Linked DNA regions of Homo sapiens: region 2 is linked to region 1. A link is a contact called in ENCODE Hi-C or POLR2A ChIA-PET data. All regions are on one chromosome and are shown on one strand. Each heading gives the region's core, a stretch centred on a gene start or an enhancer-like site at or near the end of the contact. The rest is flanking DNA. Distances are from core to core; before and after follow the strand shown.

The links. Hi-C counts contacts between places; a loop is a spot of excess contacts on that map. ChIA-PET counts read pairs that join two places held with the same protein, here RNA polymerase II (POLR2A). Pooled maps may share reads with other maps.
Region 2: POLR2A ChIA-PET joins it to region 1 with 13 read pairs in MCF 10A. The contact joins the enhancer-like site here to the promoter of LINP1 in region 1. A Hi-C loop is called at or near these places in 4 of 168 maps with a recorded cell type or tissue (A673, astrocyte of the cerebellum, endothelial cell of umbilical vein and 1 more) and 2 of 50 pooled maps. POLR2A ChIA-PET finds 5 or more read pairs at or near these places in 4 of 52 experiments (GM10248, MCF 10A, SK-N-SH and 1 more).

What each region holds. Positions count from the first base shown.
Region 1 is chr10:6,735,601-6,739,059 of GRCh38, reverse strand. LINP1 (lncRNA in non-homologous end joining pathway 1) reads right to left here and starts at 1,678. Exons shown (of 2, transcript NR_138480.1): 1 at 1,432-1,678; 2 at 121-703. RefSeq lists enhancers at 1-499, 500-1,045, 1,092-2,291.
Region 2 is chr10:6,793,966-6,797,424 of GRCh38, reverse strand. All of the region lies in intron 2 of LINC00707 (long intergenic non-protein coding RNA 707), which reads right to left. Among named protein-coding and RNA genes, the nearest start is that of LINC00707, 16 kb to the right of the region's middle. RefSeq lists enhancers at 1-621, 1,579-2,535, 2,536-3,459. Within about 2 kb of position 1,669, at least 2 of the 41 ENCODE cell types and tissues checked have a DNase peak (open chromatin) inside an H3K27ac peak, as active enhancers do.

The DNA.
Region 1 (3,459 bases), core at 429-2,928:
TGTCTGATCTGCTTAGGGTAACTAAAAAAAACAGAAGAAACTATAGTTAGAAATAAAATGTTGAGAAAGAAAGAGGCAGAGAGAGTGTGCCAGTCAATCAGATTTCCAAAAGTCAATCAGATTTCTAAATCCTTTAGTCATTTGGCTGACAATATCTAAGGATCAGTTACATGCATGAGAGAGTCAATACAGAATTTAGAAATTGCTTAAGAAATTAACAACAACCCGATCCCGGCTGCAGTGGAGTCTGAAGTCCCGCAGTTGGTCTGTCTTATTCCCTGGGGTTCCTATCCCAGCCCTTACAGAGTGCCCTGGTCCCCATACCCTCTCCTACCCCAGGCCTTGCAGGACTGCAGGAGATTATTTATGCAGCTGAATCAAGATGCTGACTTCAGCACCGTAAAACCCGGCTAGCAGGGAGTCCAAGCCTAAGGGCTGTTTTGCTGACAGTTTTATAAGGTTCAGTAAATGCCAACGGCCCCCTCCTCCTTTCTTTGTGTGGCTTGAATTTCGGGGTCTTGCAGGCTGGAGAGTGGGGGCTCTGCAGTCGGCGCTGGGAGGCTCACAGAGGAGCTACCCAAATGAATGAAAGCACAGCACCATCCTGGAAAGCACAGCGCCGTCCTGGAAAGCACCGTCTGTTGTTCATTCAATTGCATCCGGGCTACTTCCACACCGGCACGTAGAGGACATTATTTAAAAGCTGGAGGAAGACAGACCAGCATTTCCTGCTATTAGTCTTTTCTTTTAAACGTTGACTCCAAGAAATGGAGTGCCCAACTTTATGCAATAACAGAAACACAGATGAAGGTTTTATGCAGAATTTTCAAGAAGCAGAAATATTCCCCATCTTTGCTCACATTCCAGTAAGAATAAACACTCACATTGCTGTGCACACGTGACCATGCACACACACACAGCCCAGATCATTCTCTCAGGCTGGGCATGTTCAGCATGTGGAAGCTAATTCAGCTGAACAAGTATGCCCGTGCTGCTTTCAGCACGTTTAACCTGTAAAATCTGAAAACTACGGAACCAGCTGGTGGGCACAGGGCTGTGGTCAGCACCCGATGCAGAGGCCTCTGCCTGCAGAATCCCTTCCCAGGCACAGGGCCACCACACAAGGGCTAATGTAATACAACTGGCGCCAGGTGCTGCAGAACGCCCTTACCAGCATTATCTCATTTAATTAGCACACAGAAATGCATGCACCTTCTAAAATATTACTTTAGGTATTTTTATTTTGCTGTCTTTGTGACAGATATTGTGATTTAGAAAGTTGAAATAATGGCCAGAGCTAATAAGTGACAAAAGTCCATTGGAGCCCACAGCTCAAACACTGTTTATATTTATTTGTTATTGCTGCAACAATGCAACATCACAAATCACCCCAAAACCTAATGGGTAAAAGCAACAACAATTTATTCTCACGTGTACTGGACCGGCTGGGCCAGCTTCTGGAGCTGAGTGCAGCTGGAGGTGGCTCTGTTCTGGGTGACACTTGTCCTTTTCCTGGGGCCCAGGAGCTGGCTGAGCAAGTTCTTCTAATGGCAGTGGCAGCTGCAAGTGGAGATATGCGAGCCCCCGGTCTAGCCTTGTAGCCGGTGCGCCACCTCCTTCTCATTCTATTGAGCAAGGAAAAGTCACACAGCCCACCCAGAGTCAAGGAGACGGAGGGAGGAAATTCACTTCCCCCACAGGGGAGGAACTGCAAAGTCACTGGGCAAAGGGTGTGGGCAGGTAGGGTGAAGAATCAGAGCCAATGGGTAACATGACTCCTCTGTTCTTAGCCTCTGCATCATCGCCCTGGAATTCTGCCTGTGAGCTGACATTTCTGGGAGCTTCATAAATTCATTCTCAAGTATATTAATTAATACTGAGAGACAAAAATAACTGAGTGGTTGGCGGTGACACTTAAAGACAGTCTTCATGAATCCCAGCTGTCACTCACTGCCTGCAACCTTGACCAATTTCCTTAACTCTCAGCCTCATTTTCCTAGTATATGAGAGATATTGTGAGCCAAGCATGGTGGAGTCAATGCTTTCTGCTATTTTAGAGTTTACAGCTCAACAGGTGGTCAGTTCAGTGTTGTGGATGTTCCTTTTTTTTTTTTTTTTTTTTTTTGAGGCACGGTCTCTCTCTGTCGCCCAGGCTGGAGTGCAGTGGTACAATTATAACTCACTGCAGCCTCAAACTCCTGGGGTCAAGCGATGCCCCCTGCCTCAGCCTCCTGTGTAGCTGGGAATACAGGTGTAAATGTTCTTTACTAACTATGTAGGATATGGAAATTTAATGGGGTGACTTTTGTCTGGAAGGACAAGCTGACAATGACAAGATTTCCCTCTTCCCCTCTAGGGTGCAGCGACAAGAACTGCAAGGTGCTGCTCCCTCCCGTGACTCCTAAGCTGCTAGACGAGAGCTGTGCTTCTCCTATCTAGGTCTCAAGACATGGCCCTGTGTTTCCAGTCCTTCAGGGGAGGTTCCAGGATAGTGTGGCAATGGTGGTACCCAGGGTGGACTTGGTCTGTCACTCTACAGAGGTAAGCCTGCAGCCTGCAACTGGCTAAGACAGCTGCAAAAAGGATTAGAAATGAACCAGTGAGTTCACCATGTTGCCCCCTTCATTAAGCCCCTCACCTGCAACATAGGGCAGGTGGCAGCATTGCCCGGTGGTTAGGGACACTAGCTCTGCTACTTCTTCACTGTATGACCCAGGGAAAGCTGCTTAGCCTTCATGCCTCTCACTGCTCATCAATAAAATGCAGAAAGCCCTAGGGAAGTTGCCAGCCACCCACTCCCCCTGGAGCCAGCATCTGCCTCGCTGGAGCATTGAGACAAGATCCATGCTTGTGTGACTCGGTGCCTCTCCTGGCTCGCTTTCTTTTCCAGTTAGTGTGCGTATGTACAGCCATTGTCCAACACTTCTGTTGGACACCTTTGGAGATGGGTTCTCTTACTCTGGTGTGAGTTTTCTATAGTTGGGAGACTGCCGCCTGCCAAAGGGAGAAGATGGTGGTGCCGTGCACCTCCCTTCCCCACTTCTCAGGTCACATTAGCTGAACATGTGATAATTATTAATGGACCTAATGATTGAGCAAACAGATCAATCATCCATCAGATGGAAATGACTTTACATGTTAATAAACGATGGCAAGAACAGGCAAATGGTTAACTCCTTGGGATAAGTCACAGCGATACAATTTCAGATAAGCCAGAAGCAAGGTGGGGGGTGGTCTTTTGTGGAATTCTTCAAACCCTTCCCCTTCCATCCAGTGGGTCCTCATCCTGAAGGATCATAGAGTCACCCAGGAGCTTCTAAAAATGCCACTCGCCCGGACTCGTGCCTTCCTCACCAACTCGGGATTTCCGGGGCTCTGGATTATCGGGTAAGCCCAACAATCACTGGGAGCAGGAAGCGAGGGGAGATCAGGAGTGTGGAAGGACAGGGGTTCTCAAAC
Region 2 (3,459 bases), core at 420-2,919, 58 kb before region 1:
GCCCCACCTTAACTGATGACATTCCACCGCAAAAGAAGTGCAAATGGCCGGTCCTTGCCTTAAGTGATGACATTACCTTGTGAAAGTCCTTTTCCTAGCTCATCCTGGCTCAAAAAGCACCCCCACTGAGCACCTTGCAACCCCCACTCCTGCCCGCCAGAGAACAAACCCCCTTTGACTGTAATTTTCCTTTACCTACCCAAATCCTATAAAACGGCCCCACCCCCATCTCCCTTCACTGACTCTCTTTTCGGACTCAGCCCACCTGCACCCAGGTGAAATAAACAGCCATGTTGCTCACACAAAGCCTGTTTGGTGGTCTCTTCACACGGACGCGCATGAAACCAACTTTTAAACCAAGGATACCTGGCCAGTTCCAAGCCACCATTGCAAAATCCTCTCCTCTCCTGGCCTCTCATTCTCCCCAAGTGCTCTTCTCTCTGAGTCCCTTTTTCTGAATCACGTGAGTGATAGTTTGATGCCATCCAAATCTTATTAGGTCTTAATTTATGATGAAGACAACTCAGGGCTATCTGGCCAGTCCCAGGGTTTTAAACCTTCGAGGAGGACTTTTGGAGGATGAAAACAGCTTTTGGTACCTTTGCAGTTGGGAAAATTAGTGTTTTGAGAAGGAGGCTGCATCCTTCCTACTTCGTATGGTGAACTTGGGCACAGAAGGCAGAGTCACAGAGCTTGGAGAATGCAATTTTAAAAAATTCATGCAAGGGGTGGGGCTTGGGGAGAGAAGGGAAATGTCACCAGTACTCCTACATACACTGTTGGAGGAAAGATATAAGTACCATTTACTTGGCACCTGTTACTGACTGGGAACTATACCAGCCACTCTAATAGGCTAGTTTTAACATGTAGGTTTTACCATTATCCAGGTATGGTGAGGCACAGGTCAGAAGATGACTGCCATTGGAAAGATGGTTTGTCACTCACAGTTCCCAGGAGGAGGGGCATGTCACACCATGGGAGCCCACATGGGGAGTCAGGAGGCAAATGGAGTGAAGAGTAAGCACGGCCACAGCCTCTATTGTGGCTTCCGTGGAAGGAATGGGGGAACCAGGGTGAGCAGGCTTAGGATCTGCTAGTGTGAATAATTTCAGCAGGCTCTGGGGCATGGACGTGGCACCTAGTTGTTATCTGGACCTGGGGTGATTAGGGCAGGGGAGGTGGCCCTGAATGGGAGAGATTATGGAGATGGTTGGGGAAAGGGCTCTGGATCGGTTGGTTCCATATAAAAAGTACACACACAGGGGAGTTATTTGCTCTTCCTAGGAATTGGCTAACCCCAAGAAGGGCAGGCCCTTCAGGGTCAGAAAGGCCTCAGATGTCAAGGCATCAGAAATACAGAAAATAGAGGCATGATCAATACACTTATTTTATTTAAAAACATGAAGATTTGAACAAAACAGTCATCCACCTGTCTGCGACAAAGAATTATTTGCATCCATAAAGGAGAAGACAAATGTCATCCTTGTTGTGGAACGGGCAGAGTACAAGGGAAAAGAGAAAATATAGATCCACCTCCCACCTCTCACTCAGGCCATGGAACCACTAAACAGGAAAAGACGAACTTAACGCAGACTGGAAAAATGACACAAGATGAGCTGCCACCCTCTCCGTACCACACAGTGTACTTGCATAAAGCCTCACGGCTCCACAAGAAACCCTTTGTGAAGGGTTGTCCATTTGCCAAAAACACCTCCTCTGCCTGTATTTCAGCAAAGGGCAGAAAGCTCTGTACTGTGTCTCCTAAAAGGTTTGGGGAAACTAAATCTAGAAACTTTCTCTCTTAACTTTCGTGAAACTCCTGAACAAAGCTTAGGAGAATGTGGGTGATGGGGATGATGGTGTTTTTTTTGTTTGTTTGTTTGGTTGTTAGGTTGGTTGGTTGGTTGGTTGGTTGGTTGGGTTTTTACCTTTTAGTTTAGGTTCAGGGGTACATGTGTAGGTTTGTTACATAGGTAAACTCATGTCACAGGAGTTTGTTGTACAGATTATTTCATCACCCAGGTATTAAGCCCAGTACCCAATAGTTATCTTTTCTGCTCCTCCCCCTCCTCCCACCCTTCTGCGCCTCCCCCTCCTCCCACCCTTCTGCGCCTCCCCCTCCTCCCACCCTTCTGCGCCTCCCCCTCCTCCCACCCTTCTGCGCCTCCCCCTCCTCCCACCCTTCTGCGCCTCCCCCTCCTCCCACCCTTCTGCGCCTCCCCCTCCTCCCACCCTTCTGCGCCTCCCCCTCCTCCCACCCTTCTGCGCCTCCCCCTCCTCCCACCCTTCTGCGCCTCCCCCTCCTCCCACCCTCCCCCATCAAGCAGACCTTAGTGCCGGTTGTTTCCCTCTTTGTGTTCAGGAGTTCTCATCGTTTCACTCCCACTTACAAGTGAGAACATGCAGCACTTGACTTTCTGTTCTTGCATTCATTTGCTAACGATAATGGCCTCCAGCTTCATCCATGTTCCTGCACAAGACGTGATCTTGTTCTGATGGTTTTAACCGTAAACACTGTTCATTTTCTTTTGGGTGACATTGGCTTCTTAAGATGAAATCAACTCATTTTAACCTCAAAGATCTTCGAAAATGCACACAAGTTTTTTCATTCCAATTGAAGGAAAGATGTGGGTGCCCTAGCCTGCTTCACCAAATTCCAGCTACGAAAAACCCTCTTCTATTTGTGATCGATTCCAGTGGGAATGTTTTAGACGAGTGGATAAACCTCCACCCACGTGGGTGACTCTTACTCCCGTGCTAGGTGCAGAACTGCCGGGATGGACACACCCAAATCTGGTATTGAAAGTAGTTTCTGCTAAAATTTGATTCTGATCTGAGTTTCCGGTAGGAAATAGCTGCATAATAATGTTTAGTGTGTACATATTTTGAGGTGGAGGAAAACAGCGAAGTGTAGTTTCTGTAGTTTGCAACACTCAGAAGCGGTAATTGGGCTGGCATCAGATGGCACCTGTGCTGGGGCCTCCTGTACCACGGCCAGACGCACTCCCCAGAACCCCACACGGCACGTGTGGGCAAGGTTTGACTTGGAGCATGGAAATAAATCAGAGGTCATCATTTTAGTCTTTTTTTTTTTTCAAGATAGCAATTTGTGGCAACTTTTGTTGGGTATTTAACATAATAGCTGCCTGTTAGAAACTACCTTTGGAAGTTTTAAAGTTTTAAAATGTCAACTTTCCGGCAAATTTTCTTTATTTAAAATTTTTTTTCAAAGTATAGGAGGAATATGATAATGAGAAAAAAAATTAATTTGGAAGAAAATTACACTACATTTAAAAATTTAGAAAAGCTTAAAGCAATATTTCTCATTCAGAGAAAATCCCTGTAATGTGGTATTATTTTTTTTTAGCATTTTTCCTATTGCTTTCTTTTCTCTTCTTCGCTCTCTTTGGGTCATATTACATCTATCATTTTGAACCCTACTTTTTGACATTTAACTTT